Regions from separate parts of the Homo sapiens genome. Here all the other regions are linked to region 6. Evidence: chromatin loops called from intact Hi-C (ENCODE). Cell type or tissue: heart right ventricle. All regions are shown on one strand.

Region 1 (4,000 bases), 580 kb before region 6:
AAATTTCTGGTTTTTCCCCCATTCTCTGTTTTTTATTACAGAGATTATTTTCTCTCTCTTTATCTTTTTTACACACACAAACTCATACTCAAGATAGAACTGAAACTAGTGTGTGTAAATATAGAATATCTACTAGCACATTCGTTAATTAAAACCTCGTTTGTTTATTTTTTGCTCCATTTAAACTATAAGGAAGATACTACAGTATCCTGAGAATGATGATTCTATTAAAACACTAAAGAAAGATCCTTAAGCGAAACTGTAAGCATTTGAAACAAAAACAAAAATTATCTCCTGCTGAGGTCATAAGGAACACATAAACTTAGGAGACCTTGCTTAAAGCAACAATTATTATAAATTAAAAATGACTCTTAATAATGGTTGTATACACTGTAATTTTTCCTAAAAAGAGATCATTATGTCCTCAGTTACTATATCACTTAGAACTCAGAAAGCAGAACCATTATGAGTGATATGGAAGTACAGGTTTGTTATAGGAGCTAGATGACGCATAATTTTTGAGACTGAAAAAGTCTATGGAAAGCTGTTGCTGCTACATCGGTTTATGGTTTTGATGCTGTTGTAGGTCATCAGGGCTGCCAGTCAAGAAAAAATGCTGGACATGAACTAGCATATATCAAGGACCAACTGGAATCTGCAAGGAAAAAGTGGAACCCATGCCTGTCTCACCACCTCAAACCTTGATGACATGGATGGGTGACACACAGAAAAAGCTGGTGCCCTTTCCCACAGACCTGCAAATGTGCCTAGTACAGGACATGGAAGGGCTGAAGGATGAGATCCAATGGGAGTTGAGACAGCTACAAACCCAGTTACTGGCTACAAGCTCAGTTGCTAGCTCACCTTGGCACAGGACTGGCTGAGCAGCTCCATGACGATGTGCATGAACTTCAGGGATGCCTGGAACCCTACATCATCCTTCAAGGTGTAATGGCTGCTGCTTTACTTTTACCTTGCAAAACTTGTGCAAATTTCTCTTGTGGCCAATTTTAATCAGGAGCCATAGAAGGAAGGGCATTCTCAGAAATGTATTTCTAGCTCAGTTAATTTGACACTGAGCAAAAGAAGAAAATATGACAGCCCACTCCTTGTCAACTTGGTACCCTTACAAACTTCTTTTAAGCATATTTAACTTCCAGGTAAACATGTTAGAACATGATGCAACTACAATTTGTACAACCAAAAAGACACTTTCTCTATGAAACAGCCTTATAGTCACACTCTCCCGCTGATATTCTGTAACTTAAATATTGAACTATGACATTAACCACTATTAACATGCCTTATATTGGATTATAGAAAAATAGAAGAGGGGTACTAAGTAATTTTTACACATACACACATATACAGTCATGCACCTTGTAACGATGTTTCAGTCTACGATGATGGTCCCATGAGAATATAATGAAGCCAAAAAATTCCTATTGCCAGTGATTTCTTGATGATCCTGATTTTGTGCAGGCCTAAACTAATGTGTGTATTTGTGTCTTCATTTTTAACGAAACATTTAAAAAGTAAAATAAAAATTAAAAAGAGATAAAAGCTTTTAAATGCAAATTAAAAAGAAGATATTCTTGTACAGCTATCCAATGTGTTTAAGGTAATTGTTATTACAAAAGAGTAAAAAAGTTAAAAATTTAAAAGCTCATAAACTAAAAATAAGCTACAGTAAGCTAATTTCTTATTGAAGAAAGATTTTTTTGAAGTAAATCTATTGTAGCCTAAGTGTACCATGTTTATAGAGTCTACAGTACTGTATAGTCATGTCCTAGGCCTTCACATTCATCCACCGCTCACTCACTGACTCACCAAGAGCAACTTCCAGTCCCGCAAGCTCCATTCATGGTGAGTGCCCTTTGCACATGTACCATTCTTCATCTTTTATACTGTAATTTTTACTGTCCCTTTTCTATGTTTAGATAAGCTTAGATGCACAAATCCTCACCATTGTGCTTCAATTGCCTACAGTACTCAGTATGGTAACATGCTGTGCAGGTTTACAGCCTAGGAGAAATGGGTTCTGCCATACAGCCTAGATGTGTAGTAGGCTATACCATCTAGGTTTGTGTAAGTACACTCCAAGATGTAAGTATGATGACAAAATTGCCTAATGATACAATTCTTAGACTATATCCCTCTCGTTAAGTGAAGCATGCCTGTAAATAAAATTAAGAAAGAAATACTCATAAATATTAAGTCCTCATTTCTGCTATTGGCCATATGGTCATAGCTTGTATTGATGACTTCCTTCTTGCACTGCCCACTTCATATTTCCCTTGCCCTCAGCAAGCACCTCACCTTGCTGTGATCCCATGCCTGGTGGAGTGATTAAAACTCCATTCCTAAAGTGTCAGCCATGAGAAGTCCTGTCTTTATTGGGCTACCATGGTTTTATATTAACTTTTGCCACAGGATAAGGGAATAAAAAGCAGTACCCAAGGTGACCAGGGTATTCCAGAAAGCACCTACTCCCGTGCCCACTCTATGCTGGAAACCCAGTTTCCCCCCTTGATAGTCAGCATCAAACACTTCAGCCAATCCAGTAGCCACTTATTTGCATGCTGATTTACTGGCATCACAGTTCTCAGGGAGCAGTCTCGACTTCCAATTTAACAGGAGTGTTACTGTGTTTCCTGGCAGAAGCATTATTCTTCTGGAAAAGTAAAATGCCCTAAAGCAGCAGAGCCCAAAGTCACCAGGACTAGAAGCAAAAATACTGTTAGTGGATCACAAAGGGTAAACTAAGAGCAGCTGATCTCATTCCCATTCCTTGATCATGTTATGGGAGAAACAGCACTATACTTTGGTTGCTGATTTGGGATATGTACTACATCCATAGGACACTACACCAGCCCTATAAGATGATGTCCCCCACTTGGGAACATAACAAAATCTTCAAAAGTCCCTTCCTTATCCACACTTCATTAGCTGTGAGATGAGTTCCTTGGTCAGAAGTAATGCTACGTGGAATATCATAACAGTGAATAAGGCATATACAGTTGGTGGTTTTAGCAGAACAAATATGTACAGTGAAAGCATATTCATATTCTAACCAAGTGTCTGTTCCAGTGAGGACAAAATGCTGCCCCTTCCACGATGGAAATAGTCCAGTGCCATCATCCTGCCAACATGTAGCTGGCTGACCCCTCCAGGGAATGGTGGTGCCAGAAAATCTTGTAGGTCCTTTGGTAAACCAGACCCAAATATTTTCTTGTTCAACGATGATCAAAGGGAACTCTCAAAGAGGCCACACCTGCAGTTGAGAAAGAGGAGGCCATGTAAAAGGTGTATGAACCATGAGCTTTTGTACAACTTGCTTACGAAACTTACCTGTGCCTTCATGACCTGTGCAGGCTGGATCTTATATTAACCATTTCCATTTGATGAGGGGATGTTGCTGTGCATACCCAACTTCATGGTTTGGTAAGACAACACCTACTTCATGTTGGGTACCTCAGGTGGCACAGAAAATTGATGACTAATGGTCTAGCATTTAATCTTTACTAGTTCCCAGTAACAGACCAGAAACTATTTCTTAAAACAAGAATTGATATCTGCAGAAGATGGTATAGCCTTATTGCAAAATGATAAGAGTCTCCACAGTTATTTACCTATAAATGCATGCTATGGGCTGTTAACATCATCCCATTGCCCATGGACACTTCAAGCACCATAAGATCTGCTAGGTCCTAGGGCCCAAGTGGTACAGCAGCTTGCACATCAGCCTGGACCTGTTGCAGAGACGTCTCTTGTGCTAGGATCTACACAGAAAGCTGGCATCCTTTCGAAGTTATTTGATAAATGAATGTAAGAAGCACACCCAAATGAGATATTTGATGTCTCCAAAATCCCCCTCTAGGTATGTCCCCTTTTTTAGTGGTAGGAAATGTAAGACACAGCAACTGTTTTTTTTAACTTTGGAAGAGATATCCCAAACTCTTCAGTCCACTGTTTCTCTAGACGTTTCTAGGGATGGCAG
Region 2 (4,000 bases), 230 kb after region 6:
GAGTTCTTCTCCTTGTCTTCTCAGTTTATAGCTCTAGGCTTTTTGAGTACTTGATTTACAGCAAATACTCAAGCCCAGTCAGAGGGTGGAAAACTTTAGACTATTCTTTTTCGCAGAATTCACTATTCTGGATCCACATTTGGTGTTAGAAAAATGTAAATGGATAAGAGGAGAGAAACATCAACTGGGGTCAAAAGACAGCAGGGGCAAACCAGCATAGGTCAGCAAAAAGAAAAGATGGAAAGAGGAAGGACCTCCATTGGTAGGATGAGACTACAATAGCAGAGTGGATCTGTTTTGGGAAGACTTAATTAAATAGGACAGTCATGTCATTCCAGTGAGTTCCAAAGACTCCATTGCACAAGTAGCCTCTTAGGGAAGTTCAGGAAGGTATGACTGGCCCTGTCCCAAGGCTGAAAATCTCTGAGGTGTAAGTACCAGGTGGGGATCTGTGGGAAATGAGAGATTTTTCCTGTGCATGTCCTAAGAGTTTTCTGTATTCGTATTCTGAAATGGAAGCATAGTTCTCTGGACAGATTGCCTTCCTGTGTGGTTTCCACTAGGTTAGGTCTGGCAAGGGAGGTCAACAGAAGCTTCATATGGTGAGTTTTCTCCCAGCCAGAGACTTAAATACTTTCCAGAGCTGTAGCGGGGAACTCTGACCACGGGGAACCCATTGCAGTCATGCAAATAAGTGCTTTGCCACAAGTCAGGTTGGTTTATCTATGCTTATTCTGTTAAAACATACTATATAAAGTTCTTAAGTGTCATTTGTATTGTCTTTACTAGCTGTCTTGCCACTTTTTGCTCTTGATATAATTTAACTTTCAGTTTCAGTTCACGTTTGGCTTATCCCCAGCTCTGTGGTGGTGGCTTTCAGCAAATGTGGCTTTGGTAAAAAAGACTTTGGCCACCATCTAAGACTTAGCTGCTTGTGGGTCTGATCTGTAATTTGATACCTTTGGAGACCGTACCTCTGGTTGTGATCATGAGCTAGGTAACATGTTCAGATAGCAGGGTGATTTGACATTCAAGATAAATAAGTTGTTTATCAGTAGGACCATGTCTGATACTACTTAGTCAACAAAGCAAAGATCTGGGCATATAGTAGGTCCCAACTGTTCTCCAGAAACATTTGTGGGAAATGTCTTTTTTAAGTATAAAGATGCCTGGGTACCATGTCTGATTTAATAAATTGAAAGGATTTAATAAATTGAAAGTATTTTGAAAAGTTTCCAGTAAGGTTCTGATACCCAGCCAAGGCTAAGAACTGCTATATGCACATGTGGCCCTCAGAGTGTAGCAAGGGTGCCAGAGCCTGTCTGCTTGGGCTCAAATCTTGGCTCTTTCATTTACTCTCGGCAAACACTTAGGCAAGTTACTTCACTGCTCCCAGCCTCAGTGTTCTCATACGTAAAATGGAGATGCTAAGACTGTTTCATGGGATTGTTATCTTAGTTAAATGATCCAATAAAGTGCTTAAGCACACTTTTGACTTCGGCAGTTGACCAGGAAATGCTATTTCTTCTTTGGTCATTATCCTAGATCAGGGACCAGATCTGGCCCCCTGACTATTTTTGTACTGGGAACTAAATGGTTGGGGGGGTGGTGGGGAGTCAAAAATATTTTGTGATATGTTAAAATACATGAAATCCACATTTCAGTGTTAATAAATAAAGTTTTATTGGAACAGAGCCATACTCATTCATTTATATATCATCTATGGTTGCTTTCCCATTATAATGACATAGTTGAGTAGTTGTGACAGAAACTATGTCTCACACTTTGGGAGGCCAAGGCGGTTGAATCACAAGGTCAGGAGATCACGACCATCCTGGCTAATGCAGTGAAATCCCATCTCTACTAAAAACACACACACACAAAAAAAATAGCTAGGCGTGGTGGTGGGCGCCTATAGTCCCAGCTACTCAGGAGGCTGAGGCAGGGGAATTGGTTGAACCCAGGAGGCAGGGCTTGCAGTGAGCTGAGATCGAGCCACTGCACTATGGCCTGGGCGACAGAACAAGACTCCATCTCAAAAAAAAAAAAAAAAACTATGCCTCAAAAAGCCTAAAATATTTACTATTTAACCCCTTTGGAGATCTCCTAGATCTTTGCAGTGTTCAGAGCCTAACAGGTTAATTGTCACCTTTCTCAAATGGACAAAAGAATGAGGAAGACTTTTCACTTGATGTTCTCATGTTTTTGGTGCCAGTGTTACTTTCCAGGGTATGTTGAAGGGCACATAAATTCAATAGCTATTTTAACCTCAGTGTTACAAATGCATATCCTTGGTCACGTGTGGCATTGCTGTGATGCAGTTTAATGAATTACCTCCACCTTCTCCATACTGTTTATCCACAGCTCTCCATACTGTTTATCCTCAGCATTTGCTTCCTCATAAGGAAAGCCCGGATCAGCTTCTGTTAGCTTGCCCAGCAGTCACCACCAGCATGCAGCAGCAGTTCATGGATAAACGCCTCAAGGGCATTTAATAACATTGCAGTTTAGTGAACTAGAATAGTTTTCCAGAGAACTGAGTGTCAATTTTAATGTTTTTTTCCTGATACTTTATGAAACACCAGAGGCATCTAGCTGTGAATCCCAAGGACATAAGGGTAACACCATTCAGGGACATGCCTGTATTCTGGATGCCTTGTTTTCCCTTTTCATACCCCGAACAGACTTTGTGTTATTTATCCGAATGCCAGCTTCCAGGATTTGTTTTTCATGCTTAGGCATAAAGATAAGAATCCAAACACGGAGGGAAATAGAAGGCTAGAATCCTGCCCAGTAGGGCTTCGGTGGAGAATGTACTCCTTACCCAGGCCCCCATCCCCTTGTTGAAGGCTGCACGCAGCCCCAGGCTGCATGCCTGGGTGCTCTTGTCCTTTCAAGGCTCTTAATCTGATTTCTCCAGATTGAAATCAAGCCAGCCAAGATGTTTTGTTTGGCCTGCATAATTTTTTTAACGTTTTTAATTATTTGCCAATATTTAAAAATGGGGAGATTTCATATAAACTCTCGACGTCCAGCCTCTCCTGAAGTAGTGAAAGGTCTGGCAACACGGAGCCTGCATTCCAGCATGCCAGCCATTGGCAAGCCCTGAGCAGCAGCTGTAGCAGCTGCTCTTTCCTTGAGCCAGGGCGTGCAGGCTCCTGCTGCCTCACTCATTTCATCATCTCATGGCTCAGCTCTGTGGCAAGATGCTGGATCCCACATTTCCTAGATGCGGCTCAGGTAGCTTCTCAGGAGCAGTCTTCTCTTCCCTGTTTTCTTAGTTATAGGTAATTTTCAGTTGTCCATCTGAATGGCTAAATGGTCATGGAGCCAAATGCATTCATGGGGACCTAGATCATGATTTGGAAAATTTTTATTTTTGTTTTTAGGTTGAAAAGACAACCCAAATTGTGGAAAGTGGGTATATAACATAGTTGTTGTATTACTCTGTTTTCCTTTTTAAAAAAAAAAACTCTTCAAAAACACCAATAAAAACTGCCTAGACAATATGGTATGTAGACTGACAAACAGGAGATCTTTCTTAGCTTAAGGCCCAACTTTAGAATCAATATTAATAGCTAAGTTATTTAGCAACCTATTCTGCTAAGCACTGCCCTTGGCATCTGAAAATGTTTCTTCTGCACTTCTCAATAATCTAGCTAGGTAGACTATACTTTTACAATTGCACAGAAGTGGAAATAGACCCCTAAGAAGTAAAGTAACTTGCACCAAGTCATAGCTAGTGAGCAGATGAATTTGATTTCAACCCCAGGTCTTCTGATTTAAAGTCTGACATCTCTCCATTACCTCTGTGACCTGGGGTAAGTCCTAGTTAGAATGAAAACCCCTGTATTTTCTTCCATAAGAAGTGAAACTTTCTTTTCAATAATTCAAGTTAGTATTTAATATTCAAGCTTCAAGGAGAACCATTTGCACCATTTTTCCCTGCCTTTTGGAGCTCAAGAAAAAGGGGACTATGTAAGTTGTAAAGTATTCCATA
Region 3 (4,000 bases), 97 kb after region 6:
CAGCCTTATAACATTACCTTGGGAGCGGTAAACTGTAGTGTTATTTGATACCAACAATATAGACCATAAACCTTTCTTTTACACTTTTCTGGAGACTCAAAGAAATTTAGCAAGTAATGAAAAAATTGTCTAATGGGAAATGGAAGTCATGAAATTAACTGTGATACTGTTTGTCATACATTAACATCAACAACAAAACATCAAATGTGTTATAAACACTAAGGAAAGTAGTTATTATGAATTTTTTTTTCCCCAAGCCACCACCAGAACCTTTGCAGAAAGGAGAGAATTCTCATTTAAGAAGGTTTGCTTAGTCGTCAGTCCAGGAAGTGTCTTTGTAGGTATTTGTCATCTATTTTGTAGGAACCTTTATGGGGCTACCCTGCAGAAGGTTATAAGTCCTTCTTTCTCTGAGTACAATTTCTTTTCTTTTAGGTTTGTTTTCTAACTGACCTTGACAGCATTTCCAACAGGCAAAATTATGAGTTGTCCCTGGAGAAGTGCTTCATTTCAGACCCAGGTTATAGTACAAGAGACATAATGAAACTAGAAAAAAAAAATAGAGAGTCAGCCAAATAAAAAGATCATTGACAAAAAGGGACTCTTGTGACACAGGATGCTTTTAATACCAGAAATGTGAAGACTCATTTTGCGTCGTTTGTACTGGAATTTTCAACAAGAGGTGACAGAGTATGTGAAACCATTGTTTTATCTGTGTCAGGTTCTGGGTTAATGGTAAGGAAGGATCTGCTTCAGGCCTGTGATGTTGTTGCCACTGCTATGAAACAAATGGGTAAATTAATTGAGTAATTCAGCAAATAATGAAAAAACTGTCTAATGATCGTTTCATTTTCTTTCTTGAGTTATTTTACTCTTCTTTCTAGAGCTATTTTCCTTGTGCTTGGTAATACTAATTTGCAGCAAAAATAGAGTAACACTTAAGGTAACCTTAACACTTGAATATGGTTGAAAAGTCGGAAGAAGGGAGGAGAGTCATTCAAGCAGTTAAAATAGGTAGAAGAAAATGTCTGCAGTAAGGCCCTTTTGATAAAGCCAATAAACAAGTAACAGGTTTCTTGGATTATTGTATATTAGAAGGAGCAAATTAAAAGCTGAGACCATACATACTGAAAGTGGTAGAATAGGATATTAAAACCCTTACAAGTAGACATAAGCACTTAGCACAGCAATTAGAGAGCTATCTGTTATCCAGGCAAAGGATCCTATAAACCTCATTAGCTCCCCAATGACACCTCTGTGTTTACAACCAAGTACAAAAATTGGAGTTCATAATGATGACCCTGGGAAGGTGTAATTACATTTATCTCATGCTATACAAAAAGGCAGAGAAGAATAAGATTTCTCTTTGGATGGTAAAAATAAGAGTTTGGGCAGGTACATGAATAAATTTCGTGAATTTGGAAAGCTGACTTTCATTTATTCTACTAATATTTTCTGAGCACGTCCTATGCTCTAGATAGTTTCTAAGTGCTGGAGATATAAAAAACAGATACAATCCTTGCCTTCATAGAATGTACAGAATAGTAGGTGAATTGGACATAAATCACATAGTGTAAATTACCACCATGGTAAGTGCTGCTCTGGGAGGACAGAGCATATTGTAACATCATGTTTGTGGCTGATAGGGCTGGTGGGGGAATGTAACTTAAATCCCCAACCAAGTGATTTAGACTTACCAAAACAGAGTGTGACTTGAGACCGGGCTGCTCTGAGATGAGCATTGCATGCTCCAGTCTCTCAAATTCTCCAGAGGGAAGGAGAGAGAGACACCAACCGAGAGTGTCCATTCCTCTTCTCTTCAGAAACACCTGGGGTGGGAAGTAATGTAAAGGAGAAGTGCATGGTGCTGGGATAATTTATAATCCTGATCAAGGTCTTTAGAAGCTGTATTCTCTTTCTTTGCCTTGATTTTTTCATCTGTAAAATAGGCAAACAGGGGTGGCCTATTGTAACTCATGAGTTTGTTGTGAGCTTCAAATGAAGTAATTGGTGTGAAGTGCTTAAGGATGTAGTGATTGGAAATTGTAAGCCATATAAACCACCGCTGCTACAGTGGTGCAGTGGTGGTTGGCTGGTTATTATTATTATTACTATGAAGGAATGGTATTTATTTTTGTGTCATGAGGTTGTAAGCTCAAAGAGTGCAAGAAATTTGGTTTGTTCACTGCTGTAGCCCCATCGGGGCATGCGTAGGTACTCAGTAAACATTTGTTGAATAAACGCTTTGGGAAAGTTAGTAGGGAAACAGTGTGCAAATGTTTATTCCCACTGGTGCATTTACTGAGGCCAGCGTATCTTGAGAGAACACTGATTTTATTGGGTATGGAATGAAGAATTATGGGGAAATTAATACTAGACATACATAATTTTAGAATTTGAAGAATTGTAGGGATTATCTAATCCAAGATTCTATAGTGGTAAGCGAACGTGACCCAATAGAAGGGGTGAAAGGAGATGTCGGTTGAAGATAGAGTATTCACTTTTTCTATTCTTTAATTTGTTTTCAGACATGGTATCTATTTGATATTTCAAATAATACTGGAGGAACATTTCTGGGTGGTTGGCAAGAAGCATGGGTGGGTTAAGGAAAGGTGAAAAACGCTGATTTAAAATACATGCCAGTTGGAAGGTGATGCAACAAAAAGTTGGAAATTTATACAAAAATATACATAAAATGCAGGAAAATTAAATTACAGTAATATAGTTATTTTTCACTTATTCCTGTTTCAGAAGCCATTTGTTCTTCTACCTGTGTTCTAGCTTAAATATCCTTTGCAGTGCTTTTCTTACGTGGCTTCACAGCAGAATTTGACCCTTAGGTCTACTTCCTGGTTGCTCAGAGCCTTCTTGCCTTCCACTGTACCACATTGTCTGGCTTTATCGGCTTATTCCATGTTTTCAGCTCTTCCTCGTCATACCACTCCATGTGTTGAACCCCACAATTCTATCAGAGACAAACTCTCATTAGTGCTTCTTTTTACTCTTCCAAACTTCAGTTACTATCTGTATCAGTGCTGCCCCATAGAAATAGAATGTGAGTCATAATGCAACTTGACATGTAATTGTAAGTTTTCTAGTAGCCACACTACAAAAGTGAAAAACTGAAGAAATTAATTTCTATAATTTGTTTAGCCTGGTATATCAAAATATTATTTCAACATATCAGTATAAAAATTGAGATCTTACATTCCCTTTTCATACTGTCTTGGAAATGTAGCATGTATCTTATTTATAGTACATTTCACTTTGCCCTAGCTGTATCCCAGGTGCACCATAGACAACATGTGGCTAGTGGCTACCACAGTGGGAACCTGTATGCCTGAGGCTCACAAATACCAAGTATTTGTCTTTAGTCCATAACTTTCACTGGGCTCTAAACCCATGATCCAGTTTCCTAGGAAGCACTTCAGACTCGGCCTGTCTACAGCTAAGCATATCCTCTTCTCTTCCTTCGCCCAGCCTGCTCATCCTCCAGTGTTTGCATCCCATGAAAGATGCCTTCATCTACAAAGGATCTGTTCGCTGTTCCCCATCATTGCCAGTTCCATGGACCATGTCACCACCGTTTTCTATCTGGGCTATGTTGATAGCCTCCTAACTGCTCTTTCTGCCTTCATTCTTGCCATAACACAATGTTGCTCACAATTCCTGCATTGTTCTAATAGTCTCCCCAAGATATTTTCATAGTTTCCATTGCCTTAGTATAAAGTGCAAACATGCCTTATTGTATCCATCAAGGGTCATTTCCCTGCCTGCCTTTCTGGGCTTCACCCTCCCCTCTCTCCATTTCAGCTATCTTTGCTTTCCTTCACTTCTCACTCTCACTATTGTCTGCCTGGAGCATTCTGCCCTCTCCTCTTATGTAGCAACATTCATTTTGTCCCTCAGATGGTTTTGGTAGAGAAGTCTTTCACTGCCCTTGGCCTAGATCGGTCTCCTCACATCCTCCATAGCTCTCATCATTTGTAAAGCCTTGTGT
Region 4 (4,000 bases), 68 kb after region 6:
CTATAACAACCTCTATGGCTCATGTGAAGGAACCAGTGATTAATCGGAGTGGAACATTTGATGAGGTCCCTCTGGCTTTAAGTTTACACTTATCTCCCTGTATATCTGGCATGCCTATTATCTAAGTCTGGGTAACCCTTTGCATTGACACTAAGGCTTCCATGCCATGCTTGCCCGGTCTTCATTTGTACCACACACCCATTTCTTTCTCAGGTTCTGCTGTCTCCCGGGAACTGGGAGGCCCTAATGCTTATATCCCCGAGAAGATCTCTTCTCCACCTGCCACCAAAGGCAAGGAACAGAACAATGGAAACAGAACAGAAATAAAGTCTCAGGAAACTACTCTACTGCAGAAGTATCTGACATTGCCTTGGTGATTCCTCTACTTAGTATTCAAGCTCCCATGAGATGCCTCTTCCAGGCTGTAAGAGTTTATCTACTCTTTACAAATGTTCACTGTCCTGCTGTTATGATGATTGTTACTATGATATAGGACACTACCTCAAAACCTTTTTTCTTTGCATCATTTCCCAGCTGCCTACTGCTTTGCTGCTTCCCCCAAATTCATCTGCTTTTTCCTTACCTTTTCTCTTTCACATTCTTGCCAGTTGCTGTGCCCCCTCTGCCACTGAGCCAATCCCTTGTCTCAGTTTGTGGACAGCATCTATTTTTAAATAAAACTCTCTTTGCTGTCCCCTACTTTTGGGAAGAGCTTCACAATAATTGAAAAGACATGTTTATTCCATAGGAAACACCATCATTAAGTTTTCTTCTCCACATTAGCCACAGGCTAGTGCCCTCATACCATGCAGGTGTGGATGCCACATTCACCTCCTGAGACACTTTCCTTGAACTCTTATCTAAAATTTTATACTCTTCTTCCTGCCCCAAATCACATCCCCTCATTCCTCGTTTATTTTTTCTCTTTAGCAACAATCACTATCTAATAATCTATACATCATATGTATTTACCTTTCTTTTGTCTTCCTTCCCTACCAGAATAAAATGTCAGTGAGAAAACTAAAAGTTAAATTAGAAATATGTTGTCTTTTATATTGGTAGTCAAGATTTAAAAAGTGTGACCTAAGCAAATATGTTACCCCAGATATAATATGTAAAGAAATTGAAATATTAGTATACTTAATTTTAATTTCCATTTTATTTGGGCATAATTTCAAAAAAAGTATAACTTTGAGGAAAAAGAGTTTTTGTTGTTGATTTTAATATGTTGGTTATAAAACTAAGTTTTCATTACTGAAAATAAATTAGGAATATCCTGTATTAAAGTACTGATTGACTCTCTAATATAATTTTTCTGTTATTTAGTCTATTTTTAAAAATTTCTAATAACATAAGGATATGTATTAAATCTTACCAACAAAATTTTAGTTAAAGCTTTTGTTTCAGGTTTAGCTGCCCTTGGACGGCAGAACTACCTGTACTGCCAAACATCATGCTTAAGCTTTTGAAATTCTAAAGTTAAAACTAAATTAATAGATAGGTTGCATTTTTATAAGTAAAATAAATGATTACTGAAAGTTTAAGCTAAAACTCTTGGAGCTCTCTCTTACCCTTTTAAAGACTCATTTGGCCATATTTTGAGAGTCACTGAGGACAGAGAAATGTAAAAAGGAAAGGGTCTATTGCATGTGGGGCTACATTCCTTCTTTCTTTCTACAATATTTGAAACACACAAAACCAGCAGCACTACACTGAGCCCTTTGTTCTTCCTGTTGGGCAAAACACTAGATAGCTTACTGTAAATATGGCCAACTGCCAAGCTGTGGCGCAGATTCTTTTTTTTAAATACTGTAAACTGGCACAGGCTCAAGAATTACAGTTCTTCCTTCCTTTTATTTACTTTCTCCTTCTACACCAAAGAGTTTCATCTATGGCAAGAGAGAAAAACAGTTGTTGTGGTTAAAATGCCCAGTCGTCGTGGGTTTTTTTTTTTTTTTTTGCCTTACTCCTGACCTTGAATAGATTTCTTTTAAAATAAGCAGAATAACGTTATTATTCTTAAATTTTAAAAGAGCTATGTCCTTTCATGACCAATGTAAAGGACTGAAGTAGAAAAGTGGGATGAGAACTGAGTTGAATTCATAATATTTGTTAATAGCATTCTACTTTAAAAATTGATTTTGTATTGGTGACTTCCTAATTCTCTTTTGTTAATGTCAGAGATATTATCTTGGTTTCACTTATAGTGATCTTAGAATACTTTGGTCTTAGATTTCATTTTTAATGCACCTGCATTATTTTTGACATTAGTAACTTGCTTCCCCTTGTGTTGGAATTTGTATGGCTGCAACTGAGTTGAAAAGAGGCACAGGGAAGGGTGCGGAGTTCTGCTTTTCAGCTGTAGGGTGTGTCTCTTTTGAAACTGTTTTTTTTAATTCAAGAAAAAGCTTGGAAATTTTGTATTTTTTGAAAGAATTATTTGCTATGCGTATTAAAATAGACGAGCAAAACACCAAGGATCTGCATTATTAAAATGACATGCCTCTCACAAAAAAGAGAGATGTCAGAAATCAGTAGATACATTTTTGATGTAAATACCATCTTGTCAAATATATTTTAAATTTTTGATATAAATACCATCTTGTCAAATACTTTAAATTTTGCAGGGTTTTTTTTTTTTTCTTTCTTTGAGATAGAGTCTTGCTCTGTCGCCCAGGCCAGAGTGCAGTGGTGCAATCTCAGCTCACTGCAACCTCCACCTCCCGGGTTCAAGCAATTCTCCTGTCTCAGCCTCCCGAGTAGCTGGGATTATAGGTGCCCACCACCACGCCTGGCTGATTTTTGTATTTTTAGTAGAGATGGGGTTTCACCATGTTGGCCAGGCTGGTTTCGAACTACCGACCTCAAGTGATACGCCAACCTCGGCCTCCCAAAGTGGTGAGGATACAGGCGTGAGCCACTGCATCCAGCCGATTTTGCAGTTTTATTGATGAATTTTGTACAGGGAAACTTCTAGGTCTGAGTAGAAATTAAATGTATATTGTAATTATTTTTTCAAAACATCAAAATAAGATTTTATTTATTGTCTTTACCCAATGCACTGACCATTAAAATTATTTTATACAGTAGCCACGTGACAACATATTTACTTTTTCATTTCACTCATTAATCTGTTTTCTTTTAAGAAGGAAATCTCACTAGATGTAAATACAAGGATATTTGTCTTGTTTTCAGATATAATGAAAAGTAGAGGGTGTTATGTTTATAATCAGATTTTGTGTCAGTCTTTTTGGGAGATACAGGGGGATTTCAGAAAGCACAGGTGATTAACCAGAGATAGGGAGCCTGCTTCTACTAAGCTGCTCTACCAGTTACTGGGATGAATTTTTCAGTAGTGTCATATATTTTTAATTTTAGGGGGATTTTCATTGGACTGATTGAAAATAATTTTAAAACTTGGGTAAAATATTGGCTACTTTGCCTCAGTTCCCTTACACAAATGAAAATTTAGGTTATTATACTGAGGTCTGAGCATCCAGGAAGTTCTTTTATACATTGACATATATAATTAACAATTGTTATTTTTTCTATTTTCTCTAGAATTTTCATGTACAGTTTCACCTGTATACTGGATAAAGTTATTAAGCTGGGAGTTAAGAGGCAAGCTTCTTACCCTGGCCTTCATTGAATAATAATCTGACCTTGAGGATATTGAGTCTTTCTGGGCCCGGTTTCCTCATCTGTGAAATAATGAGTAGGACTAGGCCTTCTTAGAAGTTGCTTCCAATGTGAAGAGTCTAGACAAAATTCTATGATTATTTTGCCTTTTTAAGAGACTGGAATTTATGAATAATGAGAACATGATATTCTAATGTAGTGAATATTTAATTTATATTCAAAGAATGTAGGTGTAGAGTGTTGCATAACTTGAGGAAATTTTTCTTGTATCCTTAGTTCCCACTGATTTTAGGATCATTTTTCTTTTATGATAGGCTATTGTTATTTGATATCATTCATAGAGAGAATGTGAGTAAAAATG
Region 5 (4,000 bases), 160 kb after region 6:
TTTTTGCAGTGACCATATGGTTATTGTGAAGATCCATGTAATTATTTGTAGAAGTGAATCACAGGGAATTTTGATTGCTGTAGACTCTAAACAACTGATCCATTTAATCAGATTTTTTTTTCAATTCTGTACAGCCTGATTTTTACTAGCCTATACAGTCAGAAGCAATTAAATAAAGTCCTACAAAAGACAGCAGAGACTGGCTTAAAGCTAAGTTGAATAACACAGCTGGGTTTTTACAGTGTTTCCTTTGGTCTGTTACTCTTATCAGTGGGCTTGGTTTAGCATATCCCCAGAAAATTATATTCCTGTAACTGCCAGAGAAGTTTATATAACAAAATGATTTGTGCCACACACCCAGGCTTGTCCTGCAATATCACTTTAGATAAAGCAAACATTTTTCAACTATTTCTATTTAATACATTGCTTCCAGACTGTTCTAGTCATATGTTAATTACAAAACAAATGATGTATAAAATTTCATTTGTTTTTAATTGTCTTTTTAAACACATATTGCAAAATCATTCTTTGAATAAAACTAACATGTTAATATTTTCCCTCTAGAATGAATTCTGTGAAAGATAAATGTATTTTATAATGTATCACATATGTGAAATAGAACATTGATAGGAATTATGCAAGAAAGCATCGCACTTTTTAAGGTAACAGTACATTTGACTGTCACTGAAGTTACTTTATCACATCTCCACATGTACAAGACAGGGAAGCAGTTGCATTGTGTGCCAATGGAGGAAGTTTTTTTTGTTTGTTTGTTTTTGTTTTTTTTGAGACAGAGTCTCACTCTGTCACCAGGCTGGAGGTCAGTGGCACAATTTTGGCTCACTGCAACCTCTGCCTCCTGGGTTCAAGCGATTCTCCTGCCTTAGCCTCCTGAGTAGCTGGGACTACAGGCGCACGTCACCACGCCCAAATAATTTTTGTGTTTTTAGTAGAGATGGGGTTTCACCATGTTGGCCAGGATGATCTCAATCTCTTGACCTCGTGATCTGCCCGCCTCAGCCTCCCAAAGTGCTGGGATTACAGGCAAGAGCCACCACGTCCGGCCTGGAGGAAGTTTTTAAATTTCAAAAGGAGAAGTATATTTTCTGGACTTTTCTATAAACCAGTTTGTTGCTTCTCTTGTTGATGCCAGTAGAATTTATACAACTCCAGCAACATCGTTTGGGAAAGAGCCAGTTTTTCCTGTCTTTCACAATAGAAGTTACTGATTAGAAGACCCTAAATATTTTTTAGCATTTTCATGTCCATGATAAAGGCTGCAACAAGGGGTAAATAACTTTCCTCTTATGGCAGAAAATATTCTTATGAGACCCCCAGTGCACTTTTTCAGTATGGTGTAATCACATGACAGTTGTAGGGTAGGACCCTCAGAACTGCAGCTCACATCAAGAGCTGTGGGCTCCGAAAGTGAACCATATGTTGCTGTAGTCCAGAGAGATACCAAGAGAATTGGCTTCTGAGTCCAGCAAACCTAGATTCAAGTCTGTCCCTGCCAGTACCTGCTCTGTAACTAGAGGGGAGTTATAGTTAGCTTTTACTAGCCTGAGTTTTTTGTATATGAAATGAGAACAATGACCAATAGTGAGAAGACTTTTTTGTAGGACTGAGTAAAATAATACATGCAAAGACCCCAGCCCCTCAGTGCTCTCAGGTCAACACATATTAATTTCCTTCGTCTCTCTTTGAAGGTCAGAAAATTTGGACAGTGGCGTAGAATTACAGTGCTGTGGGCCAGTGTGCCATCTGATGGCAGAAAGCACTAATTGGATCTCTCTGCATGTCAGTGTAACATAAAGCTTGGCTCACAAGATACAAAGTCATAGATCCTTTCTCACCCTCCTTTGCTGGTAAGAAGGCTCTAACTGAGATTCTTGACAGCAAAATGGATGATTAGGAGTTTTTATAGTAACTTGAATGTATTTATTCTTTTACCTGATGTGTTTTAAAAAAAGAAACCTATCATTTGTATAGGTAAAAGTAAAATTGCTAGTGTTACTGAACACAGCGTGAGTACCTAGTCTTGACACTGTCATGAGCTATCGACACTCAGACATGTTCTTTTATCCTTTGATTCACACCTTCATCAGCAAATGTGTGTTGAGTATTAATATATGATACCCCTTTTGCTGGAGACTCAAAAATTAGAAGACCAACCCTCTATTTATAGGCTTATAAGCCTATCAACTCCTTCAGAGTAGAGGGTTGGCCTTCTAATTTTTGAATCCCCAGCAAGAGGGGGGAGCATTCCATACATAAGAGTTATGTTCCATACATAAGGCTCTACTCTAAAGAGTTATGTTCCATACATAAGGCTCTACATAACCCAGAGGAATACATGTTGGTAGAGGCAGATCCAGGCCAGACCTCCTGCGTGCTCCATTAGGCCCCCACCCCTTTGCTGTTGCAGTGTCTCTTTCTTCTTTATAGACTTATCTCTCCCGTGGGACAAGGTATGTGGTAGAAGGTCAAGAAAATCTTTCCTGAAGTGAATCGAATTAGTATATGATACTTTGAAAGTGGTCATTACGAGGGTGGGGAGAGCCTGGTAATCACTCGCAGTCTCAGTTGTCTCCTGTGTGTTATGAAAGAGTTCATGTCCTTTTGAATCTGTGGCAACCACTGGTAAACATCAAATAATAATTTGCCAGAAACTGGTGAAATCAAATATAAATCAATGTACAATGTACTACATTCTTTGTTGCCTAAGCAGCATTTATGAATTAACCAAGTAATGAGTTATGTTATTTTTTATTATATAGGTTGCATAATTTTTAGCACTTTTCTTACCATATTCTAAAAACCAATAGAGGGATTGTAAGGGCCTTTTGCCAACTGAACTATGAAAAGGGTAGATAAGGCACTGAATATATGACTATAAATGAAGTTCAACTGAAAACAACCTCAGGTTCAGATGATTGTTGTTTAACATTTTTTCAATTTCTTGAGCCTTTCAGGGTTTTTAAAGCACTTGCAAGCCTGGTGATCACCATGGGAAAAACACTGAGAGTTATTGGGGTCACCATTGCTCTTGTGATTCCTTTATCAATAGGTTCTTTATGAAAATAAACTTGGCATGAAGGGAACACTGTAAATTCTGAGGGTTGTAACTGGGTATCATTTATTTAAAAGTTTAGTGATCCTTTGAAAAACCTCACCAATTTTGTAATGTTGTAATTTTTAAGACTAACCAATGGTGCTTATGTTTTTCCTGATCCATTCAGTTCTCTGTAATGGCTAAAATTGGCTTACCTGACCCCACTCTTAGGCAAGGTTGTTTTCATTTTTACTTACTTTTATGAAAGCTATCTTATTCCTTTGATTGCTGCTGCTTATCTTTAAAATGACCCAATTAGTCTGATTGTTTACTTCTTCAAAGTGCTATATGTTTGCACTTATAACACACAGATTATTTTAAATAACGTTTCCTTGTGGTTTTGCTGTATGTGATTTTTCCCCCTCAGCTCTGTTTCCTTCCCGTTCCTTCTAACCTCATCTCTGATTTCATTGTGTTTTGTATTCCTCATATTCCCTACCAGTCCTTTAGCTTGTATTCTTCCCGCCATAGCCTTTGCCTCTTTTTTGCAGTCCAGTAAGGCCCACTCTGCCTATTGATGCCATGTTTTGCTTATGTCCCTCTCTTATATCCCTTCCTTGGTGTTCTGCCTTTTTACCTATTCTCATGTTTTCTTCACTCTTATTTTCCTTCTCTCATCAACACTCTTGGAATTCTTTAGTCTGCTCTTGCCAAATGAGTTTTAGGCAATATCAGGATATTTTTGTCCCCTGGGACTGCACCCCCTCCAACTCCCCCACTCCCACACACCCTGTGTTTAACTGGGACTTTCTTCCTTGTTTTCTTGCTCTTTCTCGTTGGAGACTTTGTCACTATCCTCTCTGCATTCTGCTAACACAACTTGTTCAATGAATGTTTGTTGCAGGAATAGACTGACTTTTCTAATTTTATCCCTACTTTTATGCA
Region 6 (4,000 bases):
CATATCTATCCATCCTTCTGTCCATTTTATCAATCCACCAATGTTGCTGCATTTTATTTTTGATGCACGCACTTCCAAATTAGTTTGCAGACATCAGTACACTTCCAAATGGTTCTTTTTAAAACTCACTGAATGTTATTTTTCAAAATATCTGATACGTAAATATTTTCTTGATCACCATCTTAAGATATACCTTAAGAATGCAGTAAATATGAACCTAGAAGCCTTTCCTACAAATAAGAAAAGCCAAAAGGTTGTTTTACTAGAGGCCAAATTGTTACCTTGAGCCAGCTAAGAACCGAGTCGTGCCAAAACTGTGTAGGTGATGGAGGCAATGGGAAGCTCGCTGTCAGGACAGTGGGAATGTGGAAGGAGAAAGGCAGTGATTGTTTTAACAGGGCACCTCGGTGTTTAACACGGGTCTATGTGGGAAGGGATTAGCAACTTTCACAGCTATTTAGGAATAAAACGGGAAAGAACCCAAAGAAGGGCGGGGGTGGAAGGGGGCAATAGAGCCTGCAGAAAAAGGAGTGTTAAGCCAGAAAAGGGGTGTGTGTGTGGTCAGTTGGTGGGGTTTAACTGAGTCAAAAGGGACCACAGCAGGGGAGCCGGTTAACTGGTAGTGACACTCACACTTCTCCCCCCTCCCAAACCCCCAATCTTCCATCTAAGGGTGTGTGTAACGGTGCGGGGGAAGAGTCTGGGGCAGAAGCGTACCTCGCACACGCGCGTGAACACGCGCGCACACACATGCACACGCATACATATCTCCTGACGTGGTGATCTCCGTGGCCGGGGTGGGGGCGTGGGACTCCGGGGAGGCTCCGCAGAGGGGCAGCGGGCGCGGGAGAATCCCGGGATCCGGGTTCACCCATCCATCCTCTGTCCCCTGCCGCGTGCCCGCGCGCCGCCGGCCGCCCGCCTGCCGGGCCCAGTCGCCCCCCTTTCACTTTCGCGTCTGCGTAGGTGTCTGCCCGAGCGGGCACGAGGGCGCGGGGGCGCGCCAGGAGACGCGGGGGCGCGCGGCGCGCCGCGAGCGGAGGAGGAGGGGTCCCGGCTCTCGGCCCCTTCCTCGGCTTGCCCCGCCGAGCCGCCTCCGCGGGCGTCTGAGCCGCCGTCAGAGCGAGGGGACCGGTCGCGACCGCAGCGCCCCAGCCAGCTCCCCGCACGCCTCCGCGCACAGACGCCCGCTCCCTCCTCGGCGCCCCCCCACGGCGGGGGTGGGGCAGAGGCGCGGCGAGCCCGAGAGGGGCGGGGAGAGGAGCAGCCTGGCGGGGTGGGCAGCCGAGGAGCAGGAAAAGAAAACTTTTCCCTCCCGCCCCCCGCGCGAGGTCCCCAGCCCTCGCCTCCCCCCGCAGGTGGGAACTGCACCTGAAGCCGGGCGCGAGGTCAGGGCCGGACTTTGGAGGGCTGCGGGCAGGGCTGAAGGGGGTGCGTGCATTTGGGCTCAGTTTTCCTTTGGCCTCCAGGTTGTCAGTGGCCGTAGTGGGAGGGCGGCTGCCGGCGCCCCTGCCCGTTTCCCACCCGCGGGTGGCCGGACGCGGTGCCGCCTCCTCCCGCTCGTGAGGGCGTGACCCGGGGAGGGGGGCGCAGGCTCCCCCTGCGACCGCCCCCTCACACACGCGCTCGGCCGCCGGAGCTGTCACCGGCCACCCAGGGCCCGGGGAGGGGGCGCGGAGAGTGGCGCTGCGGAGCGGCGGGCGCGGGATCCTCCTGCCGGACTTCCCGGCTCCCAGGGACGCCGCTGTCAACGCCGAGCGGACGCGCAGCCCCGGGAGAGGGGCCCGCCAGAGGCCCGGCCGCCGCCGCTGGGGGCGGGCGGGTGCCCGCGTCCCCCTCTGCGCGATTTGGCGCCGCTGCCTCGCCGCCTCTTGTAGGGTAACAGCACTATTGCTCTACCCACCGTCAGCAGGGCGACTGCCACTGCCGGGATTATCATCCTCTCCATCCTCACCGCCGATCAGCCAATATTGGACTTGCTGGTGGCGGCGGCAGCAGCGGCGGCGGGAGTCTAGCCGTTCCCCTTCCCCCGCCCCAGCCTCCCCACCATGTCCTAGAAAAGGTGAGTGCAGCGACAGTCACTTTGCGCTGACAGCGGCGAGAGGGGGTCCGGAGAGCGCAGGGGCGGCCCCGGGCAAGGCAGGTTGCGCGCCCAGGGCAGAGGGCGCGGGTTGGCGAGCGGAGGTGGGATGCGGGCAGGAGACGAGTTGCCCGCTGGCGGCCCTGGGGCAAGGGTGCTGGGTGGCGGGCGAGTGATCGCGGCGGCTGCCCCTGCACGGTTCTAACCTAGATTTTGCAAGAAGCTGAGATCCAGGGCAAGACCGGCCCTCCTCAAAGGAGATAAAAACTTAGTAAAAGAGACACGTCCATTCCTTTAATAATGAATAATTCGGCAACGCTTGCGGAGCCGCCGCCGCCTCGCGTGCCCAGGCTCTAGGTCCGGGACTCCCCTTGCTCCCGCCCGCCGCCCGCGCTCTGCCGACGTGAGATCGATGCCCAGTTCGCTGGGCCGGGAGAGTGCGCGTGACGGTGGGCCCCGCGGGAAAGTTGGGACGCTCGGCGGGGACTCCTGGCTGCGGGGACGCCGGGGGCAGCTCCAAGCTGGGGACCGAGGGGCATTAGAGTCTGGGGTCAGGACCAGCTCGCGGCGCTGCCGCTGTCGCCCCTATCTCCAGGGAGTTCCTGACTGGAGCGGCTGAGAGTTCAAGTCTCAGCCCTGGGTTAGGGGTCCGGAATCCCGGAGCTTAACTAACTGTTAAGGAGAGGAGGGGCCTTTGGGCACAGGGTGTCCCCCGGTCCCCCGCCTCGGGCTTTGGCGGGCGCGAAGCGAGGGTGAGGCGGGAGGCCGCACAGCTGCCGCCGCCGGGCTGCGGGTCGCCGAGGGCCGGGGGACCAGATTTAGGTGTATACGTCACTGATGCTGACTCCGGGCCAGCGGGGAGCCTAAAACGGGGCCTTACATGAGAAGCCTAAAAGTCCTTAGAAATCAAAGTTAGGAACCCCATCCTTTTGCTTAGTAACTGCAGCATTTGGGTGGGCGGGAGGAGAATCGAGGAGGGGGCGGTTGGAGGGAAACCGAAATTTCTTCATGCAGACAACCGATCCTTAGAAAACAGTTTGGTTCCTTCCCCCCTCCTGTCTGTTTCTCCCACTTATGTGACCCACCCCCTCCACCCATTATAACGTGAATATCCTCGATGGTAAGCTTGCTTTCAAATTGAACTAGTGGAAAAATCCAATACTAAAGTAGTAAGTACAGTGACAAAATTATAAGGAAGTAGAGGAGCAGCTCTTGACCCTGCCACTTCTTTCATTTATCTTTCTCTCTCTCTCTTTTTTTTTTTTTTTTTTTTTTTTTTTTTTTTGGTGTTAGGGGTCTAAGGGATGGGAGGAAAGCTGTGTTTAAAGGGTTTTTCCAGCACGGTTAAAACAACTAAATTCAAATCGAGTGAACGTGATCGTCTTGCTCGCTGGCAGCGAAGGCTGCTGCTGCTCTGCTGAGAGGTAACTCTGGAGACAGTGGAAAGGGGCTGGGAGAGGAACCTCGAGGGTCGGGTGAAGCCCACCCAGAGTCCTCCCCGCGCGCGGACGCTGTTGGGCGGCGCCAGGGTCTGGGCTGCAGCTCACCTGGAGCTGCAGGTGGAGAGCGTGAGGGGACGACACTTTGCTCGCGGAAAAACCGACTTCTTCCGCGTCAGCACACTTTTCACATCTCTCCAGATATCCTGGGGTCGGTCAGAAGGAGAGCAGGGTGGACGTAAGCAAGTTTGGGGCGGCCGAGCGATGGGGGTGGGGGCAGCGTGCGGAGGCCGCCTGATGTAGCCACCGCCCGGCACCCCAAGCTCCCGCCGCGGCTGCGGCTTTAAGGAAGCTGCCGAGTCCAGGCTGTGTCGCAGCAACTTTGTATCAGTCATGTCGCCCGCCTGGTGACTGACAGCCTGGATTGTCCAATAAGAAGCCCGCCTGACCCGTGCGGCGTGGAGCCTTGCTTCTCTTCGGG
Region 7 (4,000 bases), 450 kb after region 6:
TTGATTCTACTCATTTCCATTTTTAAATTGTTCATTTGTTTTGAAATGTTGTTTTGGATGTCTGTTGTCTTAGCTCAGCAAGCTCCCTTAAAGAATCATATTTAGTCACTTTATTTTTGAATTCCCATTTTACTGAATAGTTCTATAGAGATTAATTTTAGTAAGTTCATTTCTTCTCTTTCTTAGATCAGTTATTTCTTCCAAAATAGATTATTGATGTACAGTTTACATTTTTCCCTCCTGCTGCAATACGTTTGTAGATTCCACACTGGGTATTTTGGTTAGTTAATTTCAATTACACAAATATTTTAAGTGGACAGCTTTGTTAACACTTTTTATTCACACCACTACACCAGGGGTGACAACTTCTTGAATCTCTTCCCATGTTTTGGATATCTGTGTTATTCTTCCGTGCACTACAGTTTTGCCTGCTCAGTGTTCTGTCACATGAGAGAATGGTTATTAGTCGGCTGGGGCTGCTATGACAGAATACCACAGACAGGGTAACAACAGAAATTTATCTTCTCACACTTCTGGAGGCTGCAAGTCCAAGACCATGGTGCTGGCAGGGCTAGCTTCTCCTGAGGCCTCCCTCCCTGGCTTGTGGATGGCTGCTTCTCCCTGTTCCCTCACAACATGGCCTTTGCTCTGTGCATGTACCTCTTAAGGACACCAGGCCTATAGGGTTAGGACCCCACCTTCATGACCTCATTTCACCTGATTACTTCCTTCAAGACCCTGCCTTCAAATACAGTTACAATGGTTAAAGTTAGGGCTTCAACATATGAATTTTGGGAGGGGTCACAGTTTAGTCCATAACAAATGGGTACAGGGAGGATGAGGATTCAGCCAGGCATCTATGCAGCCTGGTCATTGCCCTCATTGCTGTGGTTTTGCTAACACACTTCAAGCTGTGTTCACTCCCCTGACTGGGCTGTACACGATTCCAACAGAAGCTCTGGTCCTTCAGTCCCCCAGGGAGTCTCAGTCTCAGATGGCCAGTCTGGGCCAGTTTATCATCCACTTCCTAGCATTCTCAAGGCACAAGATGGACAGAGTATGAGATGGTCATGTTAAGACAATCACATTGGAAGTTATGAGGGTAGGAAACAAAACATCCCCCTCTATCTCAGGGTTCATCTTTCCCACCTTCCTCTCCTGAGGCAATTCATTTTTTATTTAGTTTCCATTTTGATGTTTTGTTTTCGACTGCCTTTCTGTTTATTGCTGGAGATGGCTAACTCTGGGTGTTTATGATAGAGGTTTCCATAGGCCATATCCTAGCTATTCTCTCCTTTCTCTGAAAAGAGGAGGACAATCAGGAGGAGACTGTACCTTTGTGGAAGTTGCAAGTCTTTACCCAAAGCTGCCCAAACCATCTCCTGCACCTACTTCTAAAGAAGAGCTTTTTGAGTATTTCACACATACAGGCCCCCTGTGGAAGGTCAAGTTGGGAGTATAAAAGAGATGGACCACCAGGCGCAGTGGCTGATGCCTGTAATCCCAGCACTTTGGGAGGCTGAGGCAGGCGGATCACGAGGTCAGGAGATGGAGACCATCCTGGCTGACATGGTGAAACCCCATCTCTACTAAAAATACAAAAAAATTAGCCAGGCGTAGTGGCGGGTGCCTGTAGTCCCAGCTACTCGGGAGGCTGAGGCAGGAGAATGGCGTGAACCCAGGAGGCGAAGCTCGCAGTGAGCAGAGATCGCGCCACTGCATTCCAGCCTGGGTGACAGAGCAAGACTCCGTCATGAAAAAAAAAGAGAGAGAGATGGACCATGCAAATTTTTGGAAATTTTGTTTGCTGGTCTCTAGCCTTTGTCTCTGACTGATACCAGGTTATTATTTTTTCTTCTAACCTACTGGTGGTCTGTATTGTAAGGCTGACAAATCTGTCTTTACTCTGTCATCTTAAAACATGTTTGAGATATCTGTTTTAGATAATAATAAGTAGACAAGAAATAATGCTGGTAAATACATAAGGAAAACATAATATACGGTAACATGTGGCAAGCTCTAACTTGATAAGCTTCCCTACTCCTCCCACACTCCACACTGTAAGTAGATCACATATTTTTATTACAGTATTTTAATATCACCCTTGCTGTTTTCACCTAGAGCCAGGGTTTCTAACCAAGTCTATTCATAGACTTTGGAGGTACTGTGTGCCCTTAAATCGTATATGAATGGTGTATACGCACTGGTATGTTTTCAGAAAGTGGATTATTTTTCATCAAATCCTCAAAAGGATGTGAAACATAAAAACTGGTTATCACTGACCTAGAGGAATGAATGGGAAGGCTGCCAAGAATGGGTAGCAATGGAGAATGAAAAACAATTTATAACAGTTTGGATCTATCTCAATAATAAAATAAAGTAAAAGGGTTTTAAGTTACATAGAATGTGGATAAAAACACATAGACTTCCAAAAAAGTTACACTGTGGATCTGTCTGTGGCCCTAGAAACACAGTTCTGCGGGAACCACAGAATAATACGATTACACACAAGAAACAATTCTCACTCAGAGGACCTTTCCACGTCGACCCATCAATAAGTACAGCTTACTCTGTGCTTATTAGCACATTAAGCACAAATAATCTAATTCCTTCATTAAATGATGAAAATAATGACTAATCCTCTTAGCGGTCATTTCCCCCCATTTCCACCTAAACATAAATGACATTCCAGAGAAATCAAGTATTTGAAGCCTTTCCTAGGAGAATGTTTCAACTTTTACGTATTGCTGGGGCAGAGAAAGACAGACAATTGCCTAAGAATGGGATAGCCTAGAAATAAATTCCATTTTCAATCTACGAATAAAGCAATGTTGATTCAGCAACAAATTAAAGAGTACAGGAGATGGATATTGAGAATAACATTGAGATTACGATCTACATTTTGAGTTTCTGATGTCAACTGTTTCTTTATATGAACATATACAGAATTAGTATCATTCACAAAGGATTATAAATCTTCCCCATAACCTATTAATCCAACTACTTTAGAGATTTACTTTGGCACAGGCTAAAATCTGTAGCCCATGTGCACTTCTGGTAATTAAGAATAAGTAATAATGACGACAAACACCACACCAGCTGTGCAAGGATTAACAAGAACTTTCTTGTGCACACAGCCAGGCACCGGCATGTGTGGCTCAAGCAACTATATAAAGCTCATGACTTTATGAAATCAAATACAGGGATTTCCTTTCTTACTCCCACACATTCCAACAGAGACATACATAAGCACTTTTGTGCAATTTAAACTTGAAGCCATCCATGTAGTAATGTTGACTGAAACACTATGCATCATTTAAGCTCAAAAGGAAAAAAATACAGCCTTGTTTTTCTTGGGACAGTAGAAAGACCACAAGGAACTTTCTAACTGTGTGGCTTAGCTGCCCGAAATCCCTTTTGGAAGAAGTCAGGCTATAAATGAATAAAGCAAGCTGTGTGACCTTGGGCAAGTTAATTTCAGCTCTCCAAGCTTCATTTTCTTGCATTGATCTGTAAACTGCAGATACATCAATACTATCTACCCTTTCAGGGTTGGCTGTTGATTCACGGTTTGCATGAACTAGAGCTTGCCCATGTCTGAAACACCAGCTCCTCACTGAGCCTTTAATGCCTACCCTCTCCCCCAAGCAGACTAGAATGCTTAGGAAAAAGAGTTTTGTATTTCATAATTATATCCATTATATCCTCTGCAGGCCTACTACTGTGAATGGAATAGGTAAATCTTCTGAAGACACAACTATGTTGACTCACAAATAAATGCTTAGTACACGAAGTCTTTAAATTGCAGAAATGGTGTTAACCTGGCTTTGAACAAAGCAAACGACAGGCTCCTTGTAGGTCCAAACTCAGACGATCTCCAGACCATGCTACTGGGTTTCTACTGTGTCACAGTTGCACAGCTGACTTTCTCACTAAATATTGGACTTCTAGAAAGCATGACATGCTTTTTTAATCTTTTGTACCTGTTCACATAGCAGCT

Evidence for each region. A loop is a pair of places that touch in the nucleus more often than their neighbours do. Peaks named below come from ENCODE experiments on the same cell type or tissue, not always from the same donor. Only the 100,000 strongest peaks of a DNase experiment are listed, where the experiment ranks them.
Region 1: it touches region 6 in a loop (2.7-fold over the local background); 7 of 110 quality-filtered maps call a loop at or near these places.
Region 2: a loop joins it to region 6, with 2.6 times the contacts of the local background. A loop is called at or near these places in 16 of 110 quality-filtered maps.
Region 3: it touches region 6 in a loop (2.4-fold over the local background); 7 of 110 quality-filtered maps call a loop at or near these places.
Region 4: it touches region 6 in a loop (2.9-fold over the local background); 16 of 110 quality-filtered maps call a loop at or near these places.
Region 5: a loop joins it to region 6, with 3 times the contacts of the local background. A loop is called at or near these places in 31 of 110 quality-filtered maps.
Region 7: it touches region 6 in a loop (2.4-fold over the local background); 5 of 110 quality-filtered maps call a loop at or near these places.

The regions. Positions count from the first base shown.
Region 1 is chr4:149,022,578-149,026,577 of GRCh38, reverse strand. LOC107986195 (a long non-coding RNA gene) reads right to left here. Exons shown (of 4, transcript XR_001741441.2): 4 at 1-3,274. Among named protein-coding and RNA genes, the nearest start is that of LINC02430, 130 kb to the left of the region's middle. In heart right ventricle, no CTCF peak of the experiment used is centred here; no DNase peak of the experiment used is centred here.
Region 2 is chr4:148,213,835-148,217,834 of GRCh38, reverse strand. The region is part of intron 3 of NR3C2 (nuclear receptor subfamily 3 group C member 2); the gene reads left to right. Among named protein-coding and RNA genes, the nearest start is that of NR3C2, 230 kb to the left of the region's middle. In heart right ventricle, a CTCF peak has its summit at 2,404; no DNase peak of the experiment used is centred here; H3K4me3 peaks cover 832 bases; H3K27ac peaks cover 3,496 bases.
Region 3 is chr4:148,345,897-148,349,896 of GRCh38, reverse strand. All of the region lies in intron 2 of NR3C2 (nuclear receptor subfamily 3 group C member 2), which reads left to right. Among named protein-coding and RNA genes, the nearest start is that of NR3C2, 95 kb to the left of the region's middle. In heart right ventricle, no CTCF peak of the experiment used is centred here; no DNase peak of the experiment used is centred here.
Region 4 is chr4:148,374,106-148,378,105 of GRCh38, reverse strand. The region is part of intron 2 of NR3C2 (nuclear receptor subfamily 3 group C member 2); the gene reads left to right. Among named protein-coding and RNA genes, the nearest start is that of NR3C2, 66 kb to the left of the region's middle. In heart right ventricle, no CTCF peak of the experiment used is centred here; a DNase peak (open chromatin) is centred at 1,772; H3K4me3 peaks cover 872 bases; H3K27ac peaks cover 1,184 bases.
Region 5 is chr4:148,282,493-148,286,492 of GRCh38, reverse strand. The region is part of intron 2 of NR3C2 (nuclear receptor subfamily 3 group C member 2); the gene reads left to right. Among named protein-coding and RNA genes, the nearest start is that of NR3C2, 160 kb to the left of the region's middle. In heart right ventricle, a CTCF peak has its summit at 1,775 (motif pointing left); no DNase peak of the experiment used is centred here; H3K27ac peaks cover 157 bases.
Region 6 is chr4:148,442,588-148,446,587 of GRCh38, reverse strand. It overlaps a transcript of NR3C2 not described here. Among named protein-coding and RNA genes, the nearest start is that of NR3C2, 2.2 kb to the right of the region's middle. RefSeq lists silencers at 841-980, 1,741-1,790, 3,977-4,000 and an enhancer at 1,951-2,040. In heart right ventricle, a CTCF peak has its summit at 1,772; DNase peaks (open chromatin) are centred at 1,077, 1,277, 2,947, 3,957 and 3 weaker places; H3K4me3 peaks cover 4,000 bases; H3K27ac peaks cover 3,817 bases.
Region 7 is chr4:147,993,490-147,997,489 of GRCh38, reverse strand. The region is part of intron 18 of ARHGAP10 (Rho GTPase activating protein 10); the gene reads right to left. Among named protein-coding and RNA genes, the nearest start is that of MIR4799, 210 kb to the right of the region's middle. In heart right ventricle, no CTCF peak of the experiment used is centred here; no DNase peak of the experiment used is centred here; H3K27ac peaks cover 2,398 bases.